2 separate regions of the Mus musculus genome follow, and region 2 is linked to region 1. Evidence: chromatin loops called from intact Hi-C (ENCODE). Cell type or tissue: left cerebral cortex. All regions are shown on one strand. Each heading gives the region's core, and the rest is flanking DNA. Links, peaks and the distances in the headings are about the cores only. Region 1 has its middle 26 kb from the start of Gm23860. Region 2 has its middle 140 kb from the start of 8430436N08Rik.

Region 1 (8,351 bases), core at 257-8,256:
ATATATATATATATATATATATATATATATATATATATATATATATACTGTTGAAGGCTAGGCTCACTGCAAAAATATAAGAACATATAGCTATATAGAGGGGGAGAATATATGTATGTATCTATATACATATTATATACAATTAAATATATATACGTGTGCATGTGTGCATGTGTGTGCGTGTGTGTGTGTGAGTGTATTCTCATTCATCCTTGTTTTCAGATATTTAGTAAGGGTCTTGGAATGTATTGTTTACAAATAAAAGAAAACCACCACATTTTCCAGAAACAGGGAAAATTAGTGTTATCCTTTTGATTATTAACTTCTATTTCTTTGGTGCCTTGTAATATTAATTTGTTCAGATAGTAACACTAAAATCTCCTCTATGTTAGTAATATACTATTGGTTATTTATTAATAAATCCATTTAATTCTCATTTGTTTTCCCACATTCAAAATGAGCAAACATTATTATTAGTGTAATTTTATATGAAATTATTTTATTATATTGAATTCTGTATTTAAATGCTAATAACTGCTATCAGTGAAAGCAAATATATCTTTGACAAATCAAATTCCTGCTAGTAATTTTATTTTGTTTAGTAATGATCTCTGTCAGCTTTCAAAGATAGGTTTGCTGATGAAATATGTCTAAAATATTACAAATTTTATCTGAACATGAATACTATTTCAGAATCATTTCTCAAACTAAGAAAGATTGAATATAACATTCTTGGAAACCTGGATTTTGGAAATCCAATTGTTAAGATAAATGCCAAATTTGATTTTCATTTAAAATTATATAGCCTCTTTTTGTCTACAAATGCATTACCTAATTATTTTGAGGACTACTGAGCTTACTATTCACATAACATGTTTCTATGTTTGTACCAAAAGATATATAAATATTATATATATATATATATATATGATTGCACCCACTTTAAAATAACAAATATGGTTCCATATATAGCTACTGTACAATATATTCATGCCAATTGCTATCCTGTTAATTTCCTCTGAGTTAGTAATTGGCCCAAGACAAATCTGACAAAACTCCCCAATCTTTCTCACATTACTCCATTTGTATGGAGAAATAATGACTTTAACATTTTATTTCTATGTCTGAAAGAATGATGGTGTTGTTGCCAGAAATAAAAACTCAAAAGGAGAAACAATGATTTACAAAATGGAGAATTTTTTGTTTTGAATATATAGTATTTATTTGAGGCATATATTGGGCTAGATAGACATTTATAGTAAAAATAGTTCAATCTAGAGTTAGAACTTTCAAAACAGTACCAAATCCACTGATGAGAATTTCTAGAGAGCAAAGTCATTGTTGCATCAGCAGGAGATGTGTCTCTTGTCCCAATTGTCTGTATCTTCATCTTAACAACAACAAAATAAGTCAAAGGATGCCATTAACACCACTCAAAGGATAGACTGACTAAACTACCAATTAAGCAGGTACCTACATGGAAATAAGATTTAATCAAACATAATCATTAGTTTTGCTTGCTCAGTAAAACAAACAAAAAAAAACAATAAACAAAAGGCAGTGCTTCATAAAGTGCTTGGGGTATCTTTGCTATGTGGTTGCAGGGGTTCATTTCCATTACCATAATCAATTAAAGTGAGTGAAGTGTCCCTCTAAGTTCCAGTTAATAAGTACAAATGAAAGGATGATTATTGAAATCCCATAAACGACACCAATTTCTCAATTATATCACTGAGGTATGTCATATCTTTCACTATCTTCATATCTACAGCTTGAGTATAAAATTTCTTCTGGAGTGATGAGAGAGTCTTTGTTCTGAGAGTTTATGCATGATCAGTCTCCAGCTGATTTGCCTTACTTCGATGAAAAAAAAAATCTCACAGCACCAAGGAAATCAACTAGAAAGCAGCTCATTAGTGGGTTGTTTTTCTACTTGGAATATTTGATGCACAAAAAGTAGATGAAGAGGTACTCCAAATACAGTGTGACAAAGATTTAAAAACAATCCTTTCTCAGTACCATTATACTAAATTTTCTGTCTGGTTTCCCCAATGGTAACTGAAATTAAAGTATTTAAATGGAAGGACATCAAGAACTAGAGTTTTGCATGTTAAAGTGAGTGCTAGAATTAAAAAACCAAACCTTTTGAGCAGGATAGGGATATGAGATGGGAGATGGAAGGGGATGGAGGGAGATTTAACAAAACTAAAGATGGATGAAAGCATCCATATTGTTACCTATTATTTTGTAAACTAATTTTAAAAATATATTCTAAAATAGAGTTTAAATAGATGTACCTTGCATGGACAGATAGAAAAAAATCCATGTTCCACATATAGGATACTCCCCCATGAGTTGTTGAGAAGGAGGACCACAGGCCCCTAAATGATTTTATTGCTATTGCTTTTGGTTGTCCACCACAATTATATGATAACACCTATTTCTGAAGAGAGCATCCACTTCCCTTACAAGAAGGAGAGTAATGGAACTAGAACTAACTAACCTGGAAGCTTTATCCCTAACAGCTAGGTTTCATAGTGCCTGAAAGTACTATGCAGGCTGTTAAAGAGGAAAGTTATTGCCCACCTTCTGTTATAAACTGCAAGGTCTACAATACCAAGCTGCTAAGCAAGATGTATCCACTAATGCAATGGTGGTATGAGTGCTGTGGAGTTAACCAACTCTGTCTTGATTGGTTTTGAGGATTGCTCCACAGAAGATAATTCATGTCTGGTACTGAACCTCATCAAAACTCCATAGCTGGGAGGTCATGTGCCATCTCATGGAGGGAAAACTACTATTGTTAGTTTGTTAAATGGACATGGTGCTAACTGCCTTCTAAATATTCATTTATATACACATATGCTTGTGCTGCTCATTGTCAGCCAGAGAGCCTTCTGTTGATAGTAGATTATGCTCAATGCAGAGACTCATAGGTGTCCAAACTGCTAAGACTAAAGAACAGTTGAGAACCCGGTCCTAAACAAAACATCTGATCAGCTTTGGAGGGATCCAAAGCTCAGGGAATGATAAGAAAAAGGAGACAAAAAGAATGTAAGGTCTGTTTGATGAGAAAATATGCAGTAAAACACTAAAACACTTTTGTTTGTTTGTTTTTAGATGAAATAGTCATTGGACCTTAGTTCACAGCAGCAGTACTTACTTGAACCCATCAGCAGACGTCATAGATGGGAGTGGGCTTGAGGTCCCACCTCTCTGTGAGTAGTCACAGGTGCATCATAACACTGTGATGCGGCCAGACTAAGTTTCCCCTACTCAAGTAAAGAGTACTCCATAGATGCTCATGTAAGGAGTGAGGCACATACGCATGAAAAGCAATATGATTTGGAATGGTTATTGGGAAAAATGTTTTGCAAAAGGGAGAGGAGGTTAAGAGGGGACAGTGTTGGGGTGTGATCACAATACATCATGTGTATAAGCATCAAATTATGAAAGAATAAGTGTTTAAAAATTAACAAAATGAGTGTTTGGACAGACAAATAAGCATTTAAGTTTTCTGAGAGAGTCACAGTCTAAATTATTTGGAGTTGGGTCTTTATTTTCTAGAAATCCTGTTTGGGGAAGAAAAAACACTTTATGAAAATAGCATAAGAAATTAAAGTGTGCAGTTGCTCTAAGATGAGGAAATCAAGGCTTTGTTTTGTATTGCAGTGATGTTAATGACTTAACATGTAGCCTGTGCAGTTAGGTGGTACAGCTGGGGAACTTGTACTGGCTCTCCTCCTTTCTGGCTGGGTCAACTACAGCAATTCTGTCACCTCTAACATTTTACTCCATAATTTGTAGTGTGGAGATAATGGTCTAGAAGGCCATCAAGTCCACTTAGAATTCTGTCTACTATTCCATTACAAATACAAGTTGTCTGGTAGCATTCTATCCCATTCTTAATAAATTCACAAAGAAGGGTCAAGTTGAAGAATGTTGTGTTACATTTGATAACACTAAAGAACATTGAGGATTTGATAACACTAAAGAACATTGAGGAAACCAACTACCTTTGATTTATTTTCTCCTGTGAATCAATGCCTTTAGACTCTTGAGGTTTCTTTTCTCATACAACACAAAATGGAAATAACAAAAGAACACAGACAGAAATCTTTAAAGACCTGAGATCTGACAAAGATTTCTTCCTTGTGCAAATTTTTGCTAGTTTCTTCTAGACTCTTTTCTTCAGTGGGTCCCAGCTACAACCTATAAAAACTTAGACAGGATCCAGGAGCAGAGTATTTACTTAGCATGCACAAGGCCATGAATCCCATCCCAACACTGGAGGTAAAAATATAAAAACATGAGTAAATATGAGTAAATACTAATATACTCCCTAACAATATAATGAGCTTTCCATTGTAATCTTACTACTCCTATCATTAAAGGGTGTGTATGCAAAAACTGTGGACACTAAAAGCATTTTGCCTTTCTTTTTTTTTTAACTTGCATTTTCTTTTTCTTTTCTTCCCACATTTTTATTAGATATTTTCTTCATTTACATTTCAAATGCTATTCCAAAAGTCCCCTATACACTCCCCCTGCCCTGCTCCCCTACCCACTCACTCCCACTTCTTGGCCCTGGCATTCCTCTGTACTGGGGCGTATAAAGTTTGCTAGACCAAGGGGCCTCTCTTCCCAATGATGGCCAACTAGGCCATCTTCTGCTACATATGCAGCTAGAGACACGAGCTCTGGGGGTATTGATTAGTTCATATTGTTTTTCCACCTATTGGGTTACAGACTCCTTCAGCTCTTGGGTACTTTCTCTAGCTCCTACATTAGGGGCCTTGTGTTCCATCCTATAGATAACTGTGAACATCCACTTCTGTATTTGCCAGGCACTGGCAGAGCCTCACAGGAGACAGCTATATCAGGGTCCTTTCAGCAAAATCTGGCTGGCATATGCAATAGTGTCTGCATTTGGTGGCTACTTATGGGATGGACCCCCAGGTGGGGCAGTCTCTGGACGGTCCATCCTTTTGTCTTAGCTCCAAACTTTGTCTCTGCAGCTCCTTCCATGGATATTTTATTCCATATTCTAGGGAGGAGTGAAGTATCCACGCGTTGGTGCATTTTGCCTTTCTTTATTCCAGCCAACTCCTAAGGAAAGTACATTTGGTGAGAAGTCTGCTATAGATAAGGCAAATCAGAGAGAACAGATGGCTCCCTAAGCACCAGTCACCCACAACTTCCCTTTCTAGTGTTTTCTTCTCTGATGCCATGGGAGCCGATTGATCTCATTCCTTCTTCATCATTTATCAAACATCCAACCATTGCTGAAAAAAGTCAAACCTGAGTCTAGTTCAAGCTAGACCCTCTGTTCTGCTGCGTGAACATATCACTGATTGAAATTTGTCCTTACTACTTTCACGTCTGCCTCTGTTTACTCTTAACAGACTTTGAGTGATGACCTCATCCTGAGGCTTTTACAGCAATGGTTATAGCTCTGGGAAAAGCACCCTGCATCCTTGAGAATAAATCTTTTTTTTTCCATAAGCAGTTTACTTGCATTCAAGCTGGCAGTCAGAAAAAAAAGGGCACGAGATTTAAAAAGACACATTTTTTATACAATTCCTATCTATATATTATTTCAAGCTTATTAGTGCCTGAGGCTAGCATGCCACCAAATAAACAGGGGCCTCCTATTCACAATGATGCTGCAGGTGGTAAGATAGGAACTGTAGAAGACCCATTTGATTCCCACCAAAGGTGTCACGCTATGGCAAAGAACTTCATCTCAGAAATTCTGAACCTGGGTCCTTTAGCATGAGAGCTGATGAGGCTAACTTAATTGTACCTGGTATAAGGAAGTGAATGCAGTAATATTTCAGGAGGATTTGCTGTGATTGGCACCATATCACAAAGTTTACATAGTCTACCTCATTGATCCTTAAATTTCTCTAAAAAGAAACTAACACCAATGCTGCACTGCTGGTTTGACAAAAAGAAATCAGAAAAAGGTATCTTAAAAACTTAGAGAAGTTGAATAACAAAGACTGTTCTACTCCAAAATTCTACTCAGAGACTTCATCCTACTACTGTGACTTGGCATACAGTTTTGCTTCCCCTATCTTTTCAAAATGGCAAGCTCCACTCCATAGTCTCCATCTTTTACATTTATTTCTACAGTGCTTTTTCAATATAGGTTTTTTTTTTTTGCCAGAAATTACAACCTCAAATATCCAGCACTACAGTTTAATATACTTTCAGACAATTCCCTTTTTGTTCTCTAAAACACTAATTTTTTAGTTCCCTCCTGCTTCCAATGGTTAGGATTCACTTGAGCTGTTAATAGTCAGGAGAAAGTGAGTCACAGGGACCACCCTAAGGATGCTGTAGGGGCCAACTGGATACTGCTGGCATGAAGAGGTTGGAGTAGAGATGAAGCAAAGGACCCTGCTCTCCAGCCCAGGCACCCAGCAAACAGCAGCAACATCTGTGGTTGTCATGGCTCAAACCCTAGAACTTGAGGTCCAAGTATGAAGACCTGATAGCACGCAGTGCAGTGTACAATGGAAGTGTCAATCCCTGTGATTTGATCAGTAAATAAGCCATACATATACAGAAGTGTAATACCATATCTTGTAAGAATACATAATTGTACCTTTGATCAAAATGTTCCTTAATGGCTAATGACACATATTGTATACTAAACTCAACTGACTATATTTTACCCCACAATATGTATAAACACAGTAATAGTTTTTAAAAGTGAATGCTTAAAAGACATCTAACACAATAACCTGATTATTTGAATGTTTTAACTTTAGATAATATTAATTACCATATCCTAAAAGTTGTATGTATAAAAATGTGTTGTTTGTTCTATTAATTGGCAATTACTTAAAGACATTATTAAGTGAAAATTAACTCAACATGGGAATTTACAAAAGATAAAAATGAGATCCCTTTATTGTGAAATTGCATAGAAGTAAATCTAAAACACAAGCCAATTCCTGCATGTTTTCTTTAATAGACATCTTAAGAGGTTTGGAATGAAAAAATAATAGAAGAATGCAATCTATCCCCAGCAGGTGACCTGAGAACCCAGCCGAAGCATGTATTGTTAGAGTTGGTGAATGTGGACATTAAAATTATAAACAAAGGCACAGACGTACTTTGTTTTAGTGTGGACACTATTACCATCACATTAACCTCAGTGGCACCTTTAGCTTGCTTATTTCACAACAGTTTTACCTGTGGCTCCCTTCATATCAGCCTGAGACATGCTCAGATATTTCTTGAAGCTCTGTAATGTATTATAGCCTGAGGGTGTGTCAAACTGGGCGTCTTCAGCTCGGACAAGTACACCACCTTCTCTATCAGGTCCTATTCATTTTGATTGCTATACTTAGTCCCATCAGCAAAAAGAGGGGGGCTGGAGTAAAGTGATTTTCTTTTTTTGCTAAGCCAATTTTCCTTCATATGTTCAGCAGTGCAGCAAAAGTTAATACATTCTAAAGCACACGGATTTCCAGCAACATTGTCAATATTACTATGTTCCTTTGCAGCTCTGGCCTAGCCAGTTTATTAGATGAAGGGGAAATACAGGTGGGCTCATGAGCAGGACTGCATTTTGTTATAGGAGAAAATAAAGCTATTGAAGGGATTGTCTGAGGCCTTCTCTCTATTCCACACATAGGCTTCTGATCAAGTTCAGGGGCTCAGCTTCTTCCTGTTAGCTAAGCTACTACTAGCTCTTTAAAATAAGATAGGGTGTATTTCCCCTGTTTAAAATGGGCAAAAAGAAAACCTAGCAATCATTCCCATTTGGGCTTCAATGGAATTTAAAAGAAAGAGTTCAATATGAAGTCTTTAGGGAATGGACTTCCACCAACACAAGACAGAAAAAACAAGACAGAAAAAAACAAAACAAGATGCTGCTTTCTGCATCTGGAAATGAATCCATTTATGGTTCCCAAACAACAGAAAAGAAAATTGCTAAACAGGCATCTTTTGTATTCTGAAACCTCATTAAACAAGCATAGCAATTACCTCCTGAAGTCCAGGGCAAGTGGAGTGTCAGAGAAAGTGTGGCATGGCAGAACTCTGTTACTTCTGCCTGGACAGTGTAAGAAAACCAATATGATCTTGAGTGGAGTACAGTGATCAGAAGCCAGGACACACATATAAACTTTCAGAGACATCCAGCTTATTAGCAAGATTATTTTTATTGATAACACACAGTGCAGATAGATCCCTTTTAATTAATGTGGCATTAAATAGGAAAATAGTAATTGCAATTTAAAATTTTTATTCTGTCCAAGGACCTTTTCTAGATGAAAGTAGATGTATGTAGGGGTGTGGGGGATGCTCTGACAGGGACTGATGCCCGTTACAGT
Region 2 (8,351 bases), core at 164-8,163, 430 kb before region 1:
GAGCCTAAGAATAGCATTTGGTATTTAGTACTCCACCTTCAGTCTGAGCCAAGGTATGATGGCACGGGATACATGCCTGTGCTCAACGTTGGCTCAATGACCCAACGTCATTCAACCTCACTAGTCCAACGTCAGAGGAATAGCTTGCCAGCAACCTTATGAACACAAGAGCCTTTGAAGACTTTGAAGATACCACTTATGGTGTGTAAATGTTCAGGTTTGCCCTGAGGTCAGGACGATCTCACTTTTTTTATATATATATACATTTTATTAGGTATTTTCCTCATTTACATTTCCAATGCTATCCCAAAAGTCCCCAATCTCACTTCTTTCTGCCATCTTTACTCTTGTTATCGCCATGGCAGCAACCAAATGGTCCTCCCACTGTGTCACAAGCACACATCATCACTCTCATTTGTAATCCAGCCTTGCTAATAAGTATTCCTTTAAAAGCTGATTTTCACAATTCCTTCTACTCTTCTCACTAACCTGAAGTTGATATTCTGAGTTCAGTTCAATCTATTCATGGTATGCTACATTTCTGTTAGGTTCTTCTATTATTATGGATCTCTTTCTGTTAAAAGTGGAAGAAAGTACATGATGGAAGGAATGGTATGATGGTGTGAACTACCACTATGGGTTTTATTTGTCTCATGCACACAATGTTTCTTAGATATCCTTTATGGACCCCATTTTGGTTTTTACATTGAGGATTAAAGTGCCTATCTTAAAAGCAACCCTTAAAGAGTTAATATTTGACAAGTTGTCTTGCTCTGAACACTATGGCAATCAGACATGGAAAATAGTAAGTGGCAACCAATAGATAATGGTGTTATATATTTTCTGACATCCCCTAAGGTAATGAAGTAGCCATCATCTTTAATACTCCTACCATTTATTACAAACTGAAAAAGTATTTTGGGCCATACTTATATTAAGGTAAGTAATCTAGTACATATAACATGTGATTAAAATGTGCTTGGTGATAACTATGCTGGTTTGAATGACAATGGCTTCCATAGCTTCATATGTTTAAATACATGGTCCCCAGTTTTTAGAACAAGTAGTTGTGCCATTGTTGGAAGAGATATGTCACTAGAGATGGGCTTTGAGGTTTCCAAAGCCCATGATATTCTCAGTACACTTTATTTGCCTTGTGGTGATTGTTGTCTTAGTCTGTTAGTTGTCAGGGCTGAAGAGATGCCTCAGCAGTTAAGAGCTCTGACTGCTCTTCCTGAGGTCCTGAGTTCAATTCCCAGCAACTACTTGGTGGCTTATAATAAATGTAATGGGATCTGATGATGATCTTCTGGTATGTCTTAAAGACAGTGATAGTGTACACTATCTATACATAAAATAAAATCGTTTTTAAAAAGTGAGTTTTCAGCTTTATTTCAAGGGCCATTTCTTCCCTACTGCTGCCATGCTCCCTACCATGAGTCTCATGGACTATAATCTTCTGAAACTATAAGCCCAAAATAAACTCTTTGTTTCTTTAAGTTGTTTTCATTATAGTGATTTATCACAGCAATAGAAAAGTAAGTAAGACAATAATCAAAATACTACTTCTCATGTATCTCACTCGAAACATTCCACATATTCTCTTGTGAAGATTTCACCCTTGGAAATGTTTGTTTATTTTTTTTTCTAGATACAGGCATAGAAAGGAAAATGCTGAGGGTAAAACAAACAAACAAACAAACAAAAAAACAACCCAGACCATTGTTAATAGTCTGATGACAATGTCACCTGAATGTGAAGATAAAAGAAATCAGAGACAATGGCAAAGCAAAGATCTTCACAGGCCTCATAATGGTTTTATATTTTATTCTGCATATGGTGACATACTTTTGAAGGCTTTTGGATGGGACAATATTGCACTTTTGCATTGGGAGAATGAATTAGGATTTTATACAGAGTGCCAATGAAAGGCAGAGATAGGAGTAGAGCACCCAGTGAGGTCAATCACTATGGTAGCCAAAGGCCAGACTGTAGTGGTAATTATAGAAATGTTAAACCGAGATTAACAAATTGGATAGGTTGGGGGTTAAAGAGAGAAAGTGCTCAGAAGTGTTTATCCTCTGAAAATGTATCAGTGGCCATATGTAACATTTGCTAAAAATGAAAGCAATTTGTGAAGAGGTGAGATAAAATAATTATTTTTGGTCCATCCATTTGCCTAGGAATTTCATAAATTCATTCTTTTTAATAGCTGAGTAGTACTCCATTGTGTAAATGTACCACATTTTCTGTATCCATTACTCTGTTGAGGGGCATCTGGGTTCTTTCTAGCTTCTGGCTATTATAAATAAGGCTGCTATGAACATAGAAGAGCATGTGTCCTTATTACCAGTTGGAACATCTTCTGGATATATGACCAGGAGAGGTATTGTGGGATCCTCCGGTAGTGCTATGTCCAGTTTTCTGAGAAACTTCCAGACTGACTTCCAGAGTGGTTGTACAAGCTTGCAATCCCACCAACAATGGAGGAGTGTTCCTCTTTCTGCACATCCTCACCAGCATCTGCTGTCACCTGAATTTTTTATCTTAGCGATTCTGACTGGTGTGAGGTGGAATCTCAGGGTTGTTTTGATTTGCATTTCCCTGATGATTAAGGATGTTGAACATTTTTTCAGGTGCTTCTCTGCCATTCGGTATTCCTCAGGTGAGAATTCTTTGTTTAGCTCTGAGCCCCATTTTTAATGGGGTTATTTGATTTTCTGGAGTCCACCTTCTTGAGTTCTTTATATATATTGGATATTAGTCCTCTATCTGATTTAGAATTGGTAAAGATCCTTTCCCAATCTGTTGGTGGCCTTTTTGTCTTATTGACAGTGTCTTTTGCCTTACAGAAGCTTTGCAATTTATGCGGTCCCATTTGTCTATTCTCTATCTTACAGCACAAGCCATTGCTGTTCTATTCAGGAATTTTTCCCCCGTGTCCATATCTTCGAGGCTTTTCACCATTTTCTCCTCTATAAGTTTTAGTGTTTCTGGTTTTGTGTGGAGGAGGATATCATCCTGAGTGAGGTAACCCAATCACAAAAGAACTCACATGATATGTACTCACTGATGAGTGGATATTAGCCCAGAAACTTAGAATACCCAAGGTACAGGTTGCAAAGCACATGAAACTCAAGAAGAATGAAAACCAAAGTGTGGTCACTTTGCCACTTCTTAGAATTTGGAACAAAACACCCATAGAAGGAATTACAGTGACAAAGTTTGGAGCTGAGACGAAAGGATGGACAATCTAGAGACTGCCACACCTGGGGATCCATCCCATAATCAGCCTCCATACACAGACACCATCACATATGCCAGCAAGATTTTGTTGAAAGGACCCTGATATAGCTGTCTCTTGTGAGTCTATGCTCACAGTCAGCTATTGGATGGATCACAGGGCCCCCAATGGAGGAGCTAGAGAAAGTACCCAAGGAGCTAAAGGGGTCTGCAACCCTATAGGTGGAACAACAATATGAACTAACCAGTACCCCCAGAGCTCGTGTCTCTAGCTGCATATGTAGCAGAAGATGGCCTAGTCGGCCATCATTGGGAGGAGAGGCCCCTTGGTCTTGCAAACTTTGTAAGCCTCAGTACAGAGGAACACCAGGGCTAAGAAGTGGGAGTGGGTGGGTAGGGGAGTGGGGGGCAGGAGGGTATGGGGGAGTTTTGGGATAGCATATGAAATGTAAAATAAGAAAATACTAATTTAAATAAATAAATAAATAAATAAATAAGTAAATAAGGGAAAAATAATTATTTTTGACAATATGGACCATCTATTAGAACTATTGAAGTGGGTTTTAAAAGTGAACGTGGGTTTCAGGGAAAAGTCTTGGCGGAAGGCACAATTTGATGACATCAGCATACAAATCATGAAAAATGTTGTCTAGAAACAAGCACTGAGGACTTCAAAATTCAAAAAGGAAAAGAGGAAGAAGACAAAGAAGTGATTAAGAAGGAGAGACCATTGGATGAAAGATGGACTAGAGGAAAGTCATTTTCAAGAAGATGACTGAATGAATCAATGAAAGCAGAAGAGTAATAAATGGCACATAATGTCATAAATCAAGCGAGACATAAGAGATGATTTGAAAACAAAACAACCTGTTTTTCTGATCCCAATAACAGCTCCAGGGGAGCAAAGGGGAGAAAATGTAGAAGAAAGAGGGAGGAGAGGATGTGAAGACAGCTGAGTCTAACCATACAAAACTATGACTTTCAGAGTTCTTAGAGTGGAAGCATATGAAAAAGTCCTATGTAGCATGGTAGATTATGTTCTAGCATGGCTTTGATTTCTGAAGTTGGAGGCATTTGTGCAGTGAACAATGATTCAGTAGCAAGGGATATTTGCAGAGAAGTGGGAAGGAAGGCTCATGTGAGTGGGAATGATTATAGAGCAGCTGTAAAGATGTATTCATTGATCAAAAAGAGAGAATGAATAATGACCAAGCATGGTTCTCATTGTGGTCAGTCACTGTGCCCAAATGCACAAGTAATTTAAGATTAGATGAAGGCCAGATAGCTATTTGAGTTGAAGGAGCAATGAAAGAAGAAGTGTTTGAGAGGTGCCTGTGACAAGGTAGTTACTTGTCCTCATACAAAGAGAATGCAGAGGAGGGCAGTGGGCTGAAGATGGTTTCTGGGGAACTGAGAAAGCACTGCATGAATTAGGGGTGGCATTACTAAGAATGGTAATGTCCAATGGTAGGCTGTGAGGATCCACCTCTGTATTTGCCAGGCACTGGTGGAGCCTCTCTGGAGACAGCTTTAATAGGCTTCTGTCAATCAGCACTTGTTGGCATCCAGAAAATGTCTGGGTGAGCACAGGGCCCCCAATGAAGGAGCTAGAGAAAGGATCCAAGGCGCTGAAGGGGTGTGCAACACCATAGAAGGAACAACAATATGAAATACCAGTACCCCTAGAGCTCTCAGAGAATAAATCACCAACCAAAGCCATGGTGGGACTCATGGCTCCAGCAGCATATATAACAGAGGATGGTCTAGTTGGTCATCCATGGGAAGAGAAGCCCTTGGTCCTGTGAAGGCCCTATGTCCCAGTGGAGGGGAATGCCAGGGCCAGGAAGCAGGTGTGGGTGGGTTAGTGAGCAGAGGGAGGGTGGAGGGGACAGGGGGTTTTCAGAAGGGAAGCCAAGAAAGGGGACAACATTTGAAAGGTAAATAAAGTAAATATCTAATAAAAAAATCTTTAAAAAAATGGTTATGTCCCAGGTTGAGAGCAAACAGTTGAGAGGTTCAAGGAGGGCAAGCTCTCACTGGGCATTAAGATACAAGGAACCATAAGACTGGGATAGCAGGTTCCACTGGGATGTGGAAGTCATCTTAAATGACAATTTCAGAAATGGTGGAGAGAAAACCCAGAGCCAGATCATAAAGATGTCTGTTGCAGATTCATGATTCTTCTTTGCTGACCTTTCCCATTGTGCTGCGTTTTTCTCATTCCCTTAATTTGTTTCCAGATTTTGGTTATGCTTGATGGTTGCTTCTTCTCAAAACTGTAGTTTCCAGAAACCACACTTTGAATTAATCATTGCTGTGTGACAACAGCTTAAGTTTTAATTACTTCGTCAAGACCTTTGTTATCACTGAGAAGCAAGATGGCAAATCTGGGGTCATAAATTAGTGATAGAGTCTTGCTTTGAATGTGAGAGACTCTAGATTTGAATTTCAATACCAAGTTTTTAGTGTAAAAGAAGGCAAATGCCAGATGTAAATGGTAGCTCATAAACCCATAGCCAATGTGTGGAAATAGGAAGTTTCTTGCAGCCCCAAATCAGTAGTCAAACATTTGAAAAGTTAAAAAATTACCTATTTAATCTCTACCTTTGAGTCTGTACAAGTAAGGACAAGAGCAGTAGATACTCCATGAATTGTGTTAGCTATTCTATAATTGCATATTAATTCATAATTACACATAATGAGCTATATTATATGTAATAGGATACACACTTATAGTATAAATTCATACAGTCTGTTATTAATTGTCACTCCAAGTTCTAGGAATGACATATACACACATTTACATATGTAAGTATGTGTGCATATGTATCTGGGCATATGTGTGTATAATAAGTTGTATGTATACATGTATATATTTCTTAGCAGTGAGAGGAAGCTAGTATAACAAAGGGCAAGGGAAAAATCAAATATAGATAAAACTTTCTCATATATCTTCATAATTCTATCAGTTTTTCCTTTTCTTTATTATTTAGAAACTTTTTTTCATATATTTTGATCATGTTTTTCTCCTCCCCAATAACTCCAAGATCTTCTCCCCCTACCTACCCACCAAAATTTATGATCTCTCCTTTTGCAAAATATAAATACCACAAATAAAAACCAAAACAAATGAAAATAAGTAAGACAAAAAAAAAAGTCAAACAAATCAAAATGAATCAAAGTATCCACAATGAACCCACTGATTTTATTTTATGTTGTCCAGCTACTCCCAGGCTGTGGAGCCGCCTTGAAGTAAGGTTGATATACCCTGTGAAGAAAACCGACTTTGTCTTTGCCAGGGTATCAATTACAAATAACTTCTTGGTTATTGGTGGGAATTCAATGTCACTTCTCCCTCTGTGAAGGAAACCCATCTGGCTCGGGCCTCTGTAGATCTTCTGCATGCTGCCATAGTCTCTGTGAATTCACATGTGCTTCTGTCCTATTATGTCTGGAAGATGGATACCTTGGAGTCATCCATACCTCTATCTGACAATGTTTCTGCCTCCTTTTCCACATAGGTTCCTTAGTCTTGAAATTAGATGTTTGATGTAAACACCCCTTTTAGGACTAAATTCTCCAAATTCATTTACTCTCCGCATATTGTCTGGAATAAATGTGCCTTCAACAAGGATGAAACGAGTATCCGTTTGGATCCACATCATTTGTGTGTGTGTATGTGTGTGTGTGTGTGTGTGTGTGTGTGTGTGTGTGTGTGTGTGTGTGTGTGTGTGTGTGAGAGAGAGAGAGAGAGAGAGAGAGAGAGAAAGAGAGAGAGAGAGACAGACAGACAGACAGACAGACAGACAGAGACAGAGAGAGACAGAGAGAGAGAGAAGTCCATACAGGTTAGTAATTAGCCTTGCAGTATAATTTTCTTTTATTACAAACAATGAAAACAAATTCTGAATTGAGAAGGTAGTGCCTGCTGGGAGACTGTGATTGGAAGCCTAGAGCACAGAGTTTGGGTGAGCGAAATATGCTCATAAAATTGAGACAGGCGGTGCTGGCTGATTAATTAACCCAATTTGCTTTACTCTCTTTCTTTTCACACAGCCTGTCTTTTAAGCTGTTTTAAGGTTCAAAGTCATTAGAAAGTATGCTTGTTTGTCCTAGATTTGGGTATCACTTATTCTTGATTGGAGTGGGCCCTGAGAAGGAAAGATGTCCCAAAAATAAATTACAAATACCGCCATCCTAATGGATTTGCCATTTCACTCACACGGTGCAGTGTGATGGAGAAGACACTGCCCCCACAGAACATATATTTTGGGAAGGAAAAGAGTTGAATCCTGAAGCCAAATAAATGCCTAAGTCATAGGCCTCACTGGGTGATTGACAAGGGCTCTGCCTTGTGCCCAGGCACACCAAATGTCTAAGAGAGAAGAGACAGACAGCATCAGAACACGACACGAGTGACTGGCAACCCTAAGGAGCAAATCACCCCCTTTCATCACCTCGAGCAGAGCCATCTGACTGTGTCAGTACTCAAAGGAATGGCTGGATGGGGCCCTTTACCAAGTATAACCAATGCCACAGACACCAGGGAATCTCCTTGTGTTTGCTCTTTATACTTCAGGAACATTTCAGGCCCAAAGTCTTACTTTGTAGACTTCTCACAGATCTCTTCCTGCTCCTCTTTTCTGTGGCATGTGATACATGTGTGTGTGTGTGTGTGTGTGTGTGTGTGTGTGTGTGTGTGTGTGTGTGTGCATATGCATGTGTGGGTATATGTGTTTATGTGTATATGTGCGTGTGTGTGCACACATTTGTGTTACTTGTGTGTGTATATGCGAGTGTGTGGATGTTTATGTGTGTGTGCATGTGCATGCATGTGCATGCATGTGCATGCATGTGTATGTGTGGGGAGGGCATGGGTGAATGTGTGTGTGCACATTGTGTGCATGTATTTGTGTATTTGTGTGTGTGTGCATGCACACACATTTGTGTTGCTTGTGTGTTTGTGTATGTGAGCGTGTATGTGCAAACATTTGCGCTGCCTCTGTGTGTATGCATGCATGTGTGTGAATGTGTATGCAAGTGTATGCACATGCATGTGTGTGTGTGCATATGTGGGTATGAGTACATGTATGTGCAAGTGTGTGGGT

Evidence for each region. Hi-C counts contacts between places; a loop is a spot of excess contacts. Peaks named below come from ENCODE experiments on the same cell type or tissue, not always from the same donor. Only the 100,000 strongest peaks of a DNase experiment are listed, where the experiment ranks them.
Region 2: it touches region 1 in a loop (2.4-fold over the local background); 3 of 42 quality-filtered maps call a loop at or near these places.

The regions. Positions count from the first base shown.
Region 1 is chr4:7,842,459-7,850,809 of GRCm38, forward strand. No RefSeq gene overlaps it. Among named protein-coding and RNA genes, the nearest start is that of Gm23860, 26 kb to the left of the region's middle. In left cerebral cortex, for the core only: no CTCF peak of the experiment used is centred there; a DNase peak (open chromatin) is centred at 5,161; H3K27ac peaks cover 657 bases.
Region 2 is chr4:7,415,749-7,424,099 of GRCm38, forward strand. No RefSeq gene overlaps it. Among named protein-coding and RNA genes, the nearest start is that of 8430436N08Rik, 140 kb to the right of the region's middle. In left cerebral cortex, for the core only: no CTCF peak of the experiment used is centred there; DNase peaks (open chromatin) are centred at 4,392, 4,608 and 7,654.